Regions from separate parts of the Homo sapiens genome. Here region 2 is linked to region 1. The links are chromatin loops, found by intact Hi-C in ENCODE. Cell type or tissue: PC-3. All regions are shown on one strand. Links, peaks and the distances in the headings refer to the core of each region. The heading gives the core; the rest is flanking DNA. Region 1 has its middle 57 kb from the start of OSTN. Region 2 overlaps CCDC50 (coiled-coil domain containing 50).

Evidence for each region. Peaks named below come from ENCODE experiments on the same cell type or tissue, not always from the same donor. Only the 100,000 strongest peaks of a DNase experiment are listed, where the experiment ranks them.
Region 2: a loop joins it to region 1, with 4 times the contacts of the local background. A loop is called at or near these places in 11 of 110 quality-filtered maps.

The regions. Positions count from the first base shown.
Region 1 is chr3:191,139,463-191,144,855 of GRCh38, reverse strand. No RefSeq gene overlaps it. Among named protein-coding and RNA genes, the nearest start is that of OSTN, 57 kb to the left of the region's middle. In PC-3, for the core only: no CTCF peak of the experiment used is centred there; a DNase peak (open chromatin) is centred at 2,935; H3K27ac peaks cover 1,283 bases.
Region 2 is chr3:191,374,858-191,380,250 of GRCh38, reverse strand. It overlaps CCDC50 (coiled-coil domain containing 50), which reads right to left. Exons shown (of 12, transcript NM_178335.3): 6 at 4,662-5,189; 7 at 1-92. Among named protein-coding and RNA genes, the nearest start is that of UTS2B, 47 kb to the right of the region's middle. RefSeq lists a silencer at 3,157-3,451. In PC-3, for the core only: no CTCF peak of the experiment used is centred there; a DNase peak (open chromatin) is centred at 3,300; H3K4me3 peaks cover 842 bases; H3K27ac peaks cover 2,678 bases.

The DNA of each region.
Region 1 (5,393 bases), core at 214-5,213:
GGAGGCGGAGCTTACAGTGAGCCGAGATCGCGCCACTGCACACTCCAGCCTGGGCGACAGAGCGAGACTCTGTCTCAAAAAAAAAAAAAAAAAAAAAAAAAGAGCACTGGGTAAAGGAAGTCGTGTTTTATTCTTAGGTCTGTAATAAATGACTGTGTAATCATATTCACCACTTTCCCCTTCCTAGTCTCAGTTTTCTTATACAAAAAATATAGAGTGGGTCAGATTGTGTCTGATCCTATTCTGCTTTTAATTCTTTGGATCCTTGAGCTTAGGGTATAAACACTGACTTCAATAAGAAAATAAAAACTGTCATATTTTCCTTGAAAATTTAGTGGCTATCATTTTTATATTGAGTGTACACGATTTCAAGTTAGCAGGCAATTGCCTGGAACATTTAACACAGTTTTAGCTATCAAACTTACATGATGAGATTTTCCTGGAATAAAGGCCACCTAAATAAATTTCCAAAGCACTCTATGGGATTCTAATCTGATGTCTATAAATTATTATACAGACGTAAGGGTTTAAGAGTCCAAGTTATTTTTAAAAGTTGAGTTGACATTCAAAAGTATGCTGTGCTGTCAAACCAGGCAGCTCAATGAACAGTGGCATGCACTGGATTCTTATTAACCCCTTTGATTCACTGTTCAGACCACCAAAACACTGGCATCCTTATACACTTGACATTGTAAGTCAATTTTGAAATCTTTTATTAGTATAAATAATGACTGCCTGAGTGAAAACATAAAAGTTAAATTGGGCTTCCTCATAAAATCACTTTTTGGGGTTGACATGTTCTCCTGGCATCCAGAGACCTATCATATAGACTGACAAGCAAAACTAACTAGGCATGAGGGACTGCTCCAAGTAGATCTCCAGCCCAGCAACGTTATAGCTAATTGAAGAACAAGGACAGGGTAACTTCTCAGCTGTTTCTAAAATTACATCTTTATTGTTTGAAAACATATGCATGATCTGTAACCTGTGTCTGGTGCAATCATTTTGAAGTCACCTGATGGGAACAGGACAGAGTGAATACTACACCAGGTACTTTTCTGGCTTCTCAAATATGGGATAAAATGATAGTAAGGTAAAATAAACCTAATGTAGCCGAATTACTGGCTTTTTTCCAAAGGAATTTCCAGTTCATGTTGCCCTATATGATAAACAAAGACACCATAGACTGAAAAAAAGTTTTAACAGGAATTTAAGCTTTTAGAACCTCTAGACAGTTAAAGAATCTTTGAGATTATCACTTTAAATGATGACCTATGTAAGGATAAAGTGATGTACTTAAGGTCAAACACTAAGTTTAATCATCAGAGGTGTAACTACAATTTTATCTTGCCTTGGTCAAATATTCTTGGACACTTAGACTGAAATTATTGCCCAAGACTTGCACAGGTCTGAGCAAATGCATGCTGTCCTCAGCCAGTGGCCCTGCAAACGTCAAGACAATGGGCTGTTATTCCTTCCAGTCCATTGTCTTGGTGCTTACAGGTCACTGGCTGATCTCTGAATCACTCCTTAAATCCAAATTTGAGATCCAGTACTCTTTGTCCTTCTTTAAATCTCCTCCAGGTTCACCCCTTCTCATTTAGTTTATTACAGAAAAAAGAGAGAGATTTTAGCTTATTTTCTGCCATCAAGAGAGGGTTCAACTGTTAACATTTCCTAGAAATGATTTGCCTTTATTCTGAATTAATAAGGCCTTGGTCCTTAGAAACACAACAGCTTGTATTTTTTCTATGGAGAAAAGGAAAGTATTTTGTTTCTTGAGCTCCTCCTTTTTAGTGTAAGATGGAGCTGAAATATATTGTTGAGAAGAAATTAAGAAGAAATTAGCAGCAATAAAGAACAGGAAAGGGATTTCCAGGCACAGGACATAATACCTGTAAAGACTGTAAGATAGAAAAAGAGTTGAGTAGATGAGAAGGAGAAAGAAATCTGTAATGTCTGGAACATAAAAAGTGAGAAGAAAGTTGGAAGGAAATAGGATTGGAGGAACAGTATAAGGATTGGCATTCATGGTGCTGTAGAATAGGGTAATGATTTACTTTTTTTTAGCCTAAATGAAATGAAAAGAATATTGATGGCTTCATGGATACAGATAGATCATTTATAATTTTAATAAATATCCCTAATGTAATGGAAAATTGATGAGGAGGATGAAACAGTAGAAGAGGAAAAAGATCTAAAGAGATTATTGTAGGAATCCTAGTGAAAAAGAATAGTGGCTCAGATTAAGGTGACAGCACAAGAGATGAAGAATAGTGTATATTTTACATATTTAAAACCAGTGGAGGTAAAATCAACAGGATCTGTTGGTGAATGGATATATTTTAGAAAACTTGATTGATGGTGCTGGGGATTATATTTGACGAGGACATTTAAATCTGAGATGCTCATGAGATATTTGCTTAGAGATTTTAAGATGATTACATATTTTATTCTTTTCTAAGTGTTACAGAATTGCCATAATGCAAAACTCTCAAAGAAAATCATTTTATCATTTTTATATCTTCAGAACTGAGCATGGTACATAGCTCATATTAGGTAATCAGTATATATTACTGTTTATTCTATGAACTGTTGAAGTATAGGATCCAGATCTGATTTCTTATTTAGAGAATACTAGTGAATATAACTAATGGTAATGGTATCTAAGAAAATTATAAATTTAGAGAATGGAAAGAAGAGAGATGAGAAATGAATTTGGTGAAGTAGTAATCTTTGATCTTGAAGGCCTCATACGTGACTTCTCAATGTTGGTGGTATTGTTACCTTAAATCCTTATACCCTTGACTATTGCTAACCTTGGAGTTAACTTAAATCTGCTAATTTGTATAAGGATTACATACTGAAGCCAGTCATCCTTAGGGGAAGTCGGGAAATCAAACAGTCACTTAGGAGCTATTTATAAGTGTTTGAGCCGAATGATATCCTGAATACATCGCAACATGACTTCCAGGATATGAGTAAGAAGGCTGACTCATTTAGTCATATTTGGGTGCCACTTACATTTTCTTATTTCATGCCATGTCCTGTGAGGCACTTAAATTTTTCAAGAGAAAAAAATAATTATTTCCCCTTATTTTAGAATCCTTTACAAATAACAACCCTAAAAGGAATTTATCACTATTATAGAGAAGAGACTGATCAGACGGTGGTAGAATCTTGGCCTGGGAAACTAAAACAAATGGCAATGACGCTAACATTGGTCTTACAGCTGGGTTTCTGACTTTAGTTATACGCAGGGTGATTGTACGCAAATTATTTTGCTTTTTTGAGTTTTAGTTATTATAGGTTTATGTGATACATGATATATATGTATATGTGTCTATAAGAATATATATGTAATGCATGTATATTTATTTTCTTAGTTTCTTAATAATGAATATATATGAATATATATGTATGTGTGTATATATATTCATTATTAAGACATTTTAGATTCCCAGATTATTTTGTTTTCTATGTCACTACTAGATTCCAAGTGACTAGACATTATTTTGAAATCTTATGTCCAGGGGATAGTAAAATTTATCTTATTATTCTTTCCTGGTTGAATAGGTGATAAGAGACAATAGAAAATTCGGGGTTTTTAATACCACATGTCATAGTCTAAATGTTTGTATCTTCTTCAAATTCATGTGATAAAACCCAGTCCCCAATGAGATAATACTAGAAGATAGGGCTTTGGCGGGTGAATAGATCATGAGGGCAGAATCGTCATGAATGGGATTTGTGCCCTTAAAAAAGAGACTCCAGGGAGCTAGCTAGTCCCTTTCACCATGTAAAGATGCAGCAAGAGGACATCCTTTATGAGGAATGGGCCCTCACCAGACACCAATATGCTGGTTTCTGGATATTGGACATTTCAGCCTCCAGAACTGTGAGAAATATGTCTTAATTGTTGATAAGCCACACAATTTTTGGCATTTTTGTTAAAGCAGTCAAAATGAACTAAAACACCACAATAATACAAATAGTTTATAGGGCAATATTAGAGAACCTGTCAAACCAAAGTGCTCATTTCAGATCTAATTCCAGTTTAAAAAACATGGGAAGTAGTGCTATTTCTTCCCATATTTCCGGGCCTATGATAAAAGTACCAATGTAGAGAACAGATTGTGGCACTCAAGAAATATTGCTCACATTTTAGGATTTTTAATGGGTAGTGCCCCTAATATTCAACACAGGATTACATTGTTCACACATTGGATGTTTATAAACAGGTAGTTAAGATAAAGATTGTGTTACAGATAAAGTTTTAGGAATTTAAAGAAATCATAAACCTCAAGTAAGCTATGTGACTTTTCCAAGTCTTTGAATCTCTGACACATATTTTGCCCATTTATAAAATGAGGAGATTAGATGATCATTAGATAATCTACAGAAAAGAGTGACATATTTTGCCTTTTTATAAAAAAATGGGGATTAGTTGATCATTAGATCATCTACAGAAAGGAGCGTAGTATGCATGCAAAGTGTTATACGAGAACTGAATTTGAGTTGCATCATTAATGATGAGGAGTAATGAAACCGATGAAAGGAAAAAGTAGTTTCACTAGGGGATATAAAAGAAGCAGAATGTCAAAGTGGATATAAGCACGGTGTTTGTAGAACAGTGAAAAGACTTCAACATGATTAATCATCAGGTTCCATGAGTTTGGTCAACAGTTGACACAGTTTCCTCTGAAATCTACACATATTTCACCCAAATCCCTTGACAATTTAATCCTTTACTGGTCTTGGATTAAATCCTAATTCCCACTGAAGACAAATTTCATTCAGATCTTTGCTGATCCTTGAAACACATCATTTTGGTGCTTTGCAAAGACGAAGACATTGAACAGCGGTTTTGTTTTGGTTTTGTAATATGACATTTGGTAACTTCACCACTTCTCACATCTGGTTCCAGTTTGAGATGAAACCACTTAAACCTCCATGCACCCACTGAAAGCTGTGGTTTTGTCACAACACTTTGTCACAAAAATTGTATAAACATATAAACAGGGAAATAGCATGCTGGCTTTGTTTTAAAGTTTTGACTTATTCCTCTGAATTCAAATGAAATATATTCAGTAAGAACTGAACACGAACAAAATTATGCTAATCAGACCAGCCAGCAATGTTCCATGCTGCCATTAAAAATCTGTTTATATGTACTAGCATTCAATATGATTGTTTACTTCAGAGATGTTAACATACTAGTGGTTTCACCACTTTCTCTTTTGAAAAACTAGATTTTACCTTTTATTCCTGAGTTGGAAACAAGAGGAATAGCCACTTTAGTTTTGGATATGTGTGTATTCATAGCTAGACTTTATTAATATCAATCACTTTAACATCTTCACCACCTCTGGCTCACTAAATTTATGTCCCAT
Region 2 (5,393 bases), core at 221-5,220, 240 kb before region 1:
TCTGGCAATTTCAGCATCATACCATTCCTGATCCCTGTGGGCCATTCGTGATGGAGTAGATACAGCTTCTTTCATCACTCTTGGCTTCATTCCTTTAAAAAAAAAAAAAAACTCAATGTAATAAAACAACCGAGGATGTTTTCTGAAAAGTTAAGAAATTTAAGATAAAGGAGATTTTTCTTTAGTAGCTAACAATGACAATACTACCTCTACTCCAGAATACAGTGTGGGGTGCATTAAAAATATTTTTGCCCTAGGAATGGAAGTGGCAATGTAGATAATGCATACATTTAAACAAAGATATCTAAGCAAGCCTGCCTGGTAAAAAGTCCCCTCTCACATAGTTTCTGCAACAGCAGAAATTTATGTAAGAAGTTGCAAGTGAGGCCCTGGAAAAATACAAAGTGAAAAAAAAGTCATTGAAAACAAAAATAATTTAAAGAAAAGCAAATTACAGAGTCAGAGTTTAAAAGAGGCTAAGCTGTCAAGGCTGGAGGAGAGTAGAGGCTTCTTTCTATTTATCTCAGCCTGCATACTTACTACTTCCGAGGGAGCAGGAACAGCAGCACCTGGCAGTCATGTGATAATACCTGTGAGACAAGCAGTGGTCCTGCCATGGCTTTTCCTCTGAGAGTAAATAAACCCACTCGCTTTAGAACTTCCCCACAGCTTTGATCAGACTGATAGCACTGTGACATCTTAGGGAAAATATAATCAGAGCTATATTGAGAGCACAATGACCAGAGTTCTATTCCAATTTATTCCTATAAAGCAATTCTGGCTTTAAACTTTTACTTGACAGTGTGAGTGTATTATATTCAGAATTAATAAAAATTTTGAATACAGTGAACAAGATTACTTATCTGAAATAGTTCATTTCAGTAAATTAACTATTCAGAGGAGAAAGAAAATGTACTCCTGATTGTCTCTTTATGCCAGGGGTTGTCAATCAGGGCTATATATTCGAATCACATGAGGGTGCTTTGAACACGTATAAAAATATTTGCCCCAACCCCCACAGATTCTAAATTAAGTAGCCTGGGTGTGCCCTGTCCTTGAGTAAGTTTGTTTTAAATCTCCCCAGTTCATTCTTACTTGCAATTAATATTGGCATCACCTGTTTAGTGTATTATGTCCATTAAAATTACTGTAAATTAAAATGATTTTTGTCAAAATCCCTCACCACACTTGACTCACTTGCTGTTAATCTTTAAAAAAATAAAATACAAGTAAACACTGGGCAAATGATGAGAATGTAAGTATTTTGTGAAGCCCACCTTTGTACAACTTTCAACCTGGCTTCTGCGGCTTCAGAAGCCACAGACTCATACACATCTGTATTTCCTACAAAGACAGACTAGTAAACATGGCTTTCTTAGCTTCAGACCTAATAGAACCTGATTGCACAGATCACTTCAAATCAACTCTAGAGCCACGGAGTCTTATGCTGGGCTGGGCTTAATCTAGATTTCTAAGTGGTTTGGGACAGCAAAAACAAACAAACAAACAAACAAAAAAACAGTGGCATAGTCCCAAGAGTGGACCATCTGAAATAGAATATAAATCTCCCTGAGTTATTTAGCTTAGTCAGAACTAGGAAGGCAGATTTCAGAGAAAATGAAATTAGATAAGGAACTCAGTACTGGGCAATGTCAGTGGACAAGATAGTCTGCTATATAAACCATGTTCCAATCTATAGAAAAAATGATACTTCAATAAGCAGCCCAAAGCTTAATTAAGGATGACAGAACATGCCTACCTCCTTCACTTTTGCCATACAGTGAAATAATACAGTGGGATGTGCTCAAATTTCAAGAGACCAAATTTTCTCCACTATTATGCCTCCTAAAGTACACCACAGAATTAGCCAAGAAGATTTTTCACTTTCAGTTTTATTAAAGACACATTGTTTTAAATTCTACCAAAGACAATATTCCATTGAATAGTCTAATTGTTTTGACAGGGTGATAAGACTGTAACCTCTGGCAGTTAAAAAGAGAATGATGACTTAGTAAGAGTCAGAATCTGAGGTAATATCTCTCAGTTCCAAATATTTAGAGGGGAAATGGTTTATTTAAACCCTTGATGTATCACTGGAATCTGTAAATCTCATTAAGTAGAAAATCTCCACAGCCTGGAATACTAAATTTCTGCACTGTCAGGATGCCCATTCTCTGCAGTGTCCTCTGGACCCAAGGTGACAAAAATTTTTGTAAGGATATAGAAAAAGAACTCACAGTGCAGTGTAAGGCCGTCATTAAACAAAGATGTCCAAAAATTTTTTAAATGTAATTAACTGAAGGAAATTAACAGACTAGCTTCCCTCATCTCAGTATCCTAAACAGACTCTAGAAACTAGCTTTCAAAAAATCAGGTGAGTGGTATTTTCAAGTTCCATATATATCTTAATTTCACATTTCCTTGTCTTTTTCTGTTCATCATCCTTCAGATGGAGAACACAAGAACATCCTTAAATGAACACAAAACTTCAGCCTTAAATAAATTTACAGAATAAAATTGTTGAAAGTACTGACAGTCAAGATAAATTTATTCTGAGCTTGGAATAAGGTAAAATGATAGATTCTTTTTGATATCATGTAAGAGTATTTGTAATAAGCCAGTCTGACATTTAGGGAATGCCACAGTATATCTGACTAACAATTCACAGCAGAACAGTGCAGATATTTTATGGCCCTGTGAGTTTAGAAGTTAACCTGCAGAAAATGATGAGCCATTAAGAATTTATAGTCCAATAGAGAAGTAACTCCGAAAGGTTAAGTACCCATTGCCCTGTAGAAAGTTATCTTATACTTAATTTAAAATTTTATTTTGCAGTCCCTTTCAACTGATTCTATTAATGCTGCTCTGCAAATGCTCTTAGAACCAGCTCCGTGTCATCCTGCTAGTTTCTTCATTATTAATGTAAGTTTGGCCTGTCCTAACAACTTTAAGAATTGTGCTTTTACAACAGCAAGAATAGATGCCACTACCTAGTAATTATATTTTAATGTAATCCTCTGACCTGTTCCAGGGAGTTACAAAATCAAATGCCTACGGGGGCTAGAAAGGTAAAATATAAAAAGCAAGCTGAATATAAAATGATAGAAAAGCAGCAGCTCATGTTGTAGTCGTTTTAATATCCGCCTGGTAACATTGTTTTTCAATCCCTTGTGCTGGCAAAATAAAAAACAAAACATTTGCAATTCCAGTAGTGGAGCCTGTGAGTCAGCGTTTAGTGTCATGCTTCCTCAGCCTATTTAAAATATCCTGGAGCATAACTAAAAGCCATAAAGCCTAACTAGCCCTCAGAGCACTCGTGAAAGTCAGATTCACAGAAGCAGAAACGTAGAGGTCAGTGTACATCATTCTTCCTCCATACTTCCCCCACACCTTTGGAACTTGTAAACCTCAAAATGCTAGGGGTGTAACCTCCTCATAAACCTACTCAAGACAGATTATATCACACTTTCCTCTATTTTTCCGCAGCTCTTTATGTCTTCCTAACAAAGTGGATCTAGTTTGGAATTGTTTACAAAGCCATCTTTCTGGCTGAAATCCAAGCACAAAGCCTAAGACAAGGATATTTGTGGCAGCTACTCAGAATGGCTTCTGGAACTAAATTTTAATTTTCTGCATAACCAAGTCCTTCAATAAGAAATAACATGACAGGAAAAACCAACTTAACCTGAATCCGCAACCTAGAAACAAGTTCTCTGACCACAGATAGAGCTTGACTGGCTCCTTGGTACTATGATTCCTAGTGTTACAGACACATGGAAAACATCACCTCAGCAGTTTATAGAAAATAGAGCCATTACTGCGTCAATGATGGACTTCAGAGTTAAGCCTCAGGGGTGCCAGAAATTTGAGGTTTATCTATAATATTTACCTCATTCTTATATAGGTACCAAGAACTTACCTGTATTGGTACTTTAGAACACCAACTGTAGAGTTAGAGCTGGAGAAAGTTACAGCATAAAAAGTAACTTAATGCAATGACTTTAAACTTTTAAGTTCCTAAGAATCCACCTCCAGGTCTAAAACATGTCCAAACTGCCAGGCCTCACTCCAGAGATGATAATACATGTGAAACCCAGACATTTCCATTGTTAGTTAACAGCTGATTCTGATGAAAATGAACTGAGGCATATTATTTGAAAAATACTTTCTTAAAAGACTGCCTATCCAACTCCTCATTTTACAAATGAGAAAGATGAGGTCTAAAAAATACAGTATTTCCGGCTCTATCGGCCTTTTAGTTAGACAAACACTATCAAGACAGGCTCATCAGCTCTTCTGGGTTCACTGAAGTAAAACCAGAAATTCAGGAGTTTTGATTTGGTATCAGAATCTCTGATACACAGTCTCGGTAAATGAAGAACTATATCTGGAATGGGTACCTCTAATACAACCTGGGCATGGAATAACTCTCCAAGAAATCAGTGCATTCTCACAGAAGGGAAAAGTTACAAATATTTTCCTTCTTCTTACAGACCTGAGATTAAGTGTATACCTTTTATAATATGTTGCTCTAGGATTTATTTCAAAGTCATGAGCATGAACTAGAGAGAAAGAAAGGTTGCTTAAGGTACTTATTAAATTCATTGGTTTGTAGTTATATACATGATACCAGGACTTCCATCGAGACTGTCCTCTATTACCTGCGTCATGGAGGTGGAGCTGCTCCTCACTCTCTGAGAATGGAGGAGTCCTGGGCCTGTGTCTCCTTTTTCTGTGCTCACCTTGCCCATGGTCCCTCCCATATACAACTTCCTTGCAGTGAAGCCCTGCTTTTTGTGAGGACTTGGGTGAAAGTCGATCTTGGTGTCGAGACTGTTTTTCCCAATTTCGAGTCTGATGGTTAATCTTAGTCTCCCAGTCATCACATTCAGTGCTCAGAAACACTTCACCACTGATCGTGGGAAGCAGAGGTCTCCGAGGCCTCTCCTGAGTGGACCGTTTCCTTTCATGCTGCTCATTGTTAATATGGGGATTGTCCCTCCCTTTGCCCGAGCTAGAGGATGACAGGGATCTCTTCGATGAACAATGTTGTTCTGGCTCTTCCAAGTTCTCCAGTGGATGTTCTGGTTTCTCTTTCTTGTGCTTCACAGTCTTTCCATCTCTTTGGAGTCTACAAGGTCTTGAGAATCCAGAACCCAATTCCCTGGCCCTCCTTGACCCTGGTTGGTCTGAGTGGAGGCAGAGGGATGTGAAAAATAAAAATGCAGATTAATTTAATGAGAGTTATGAACTCACTACACAGGGGGGAGTCTGGGCTCCAGTTTAACGTACTTTAAAAATGGAGAAAATTGCTTTTTCAACTTAAATTGAGAAGAGGGGATGAGCATTACTGAAACAGTTCATGCATACCTAAAGAATTCTGGGTACATAGC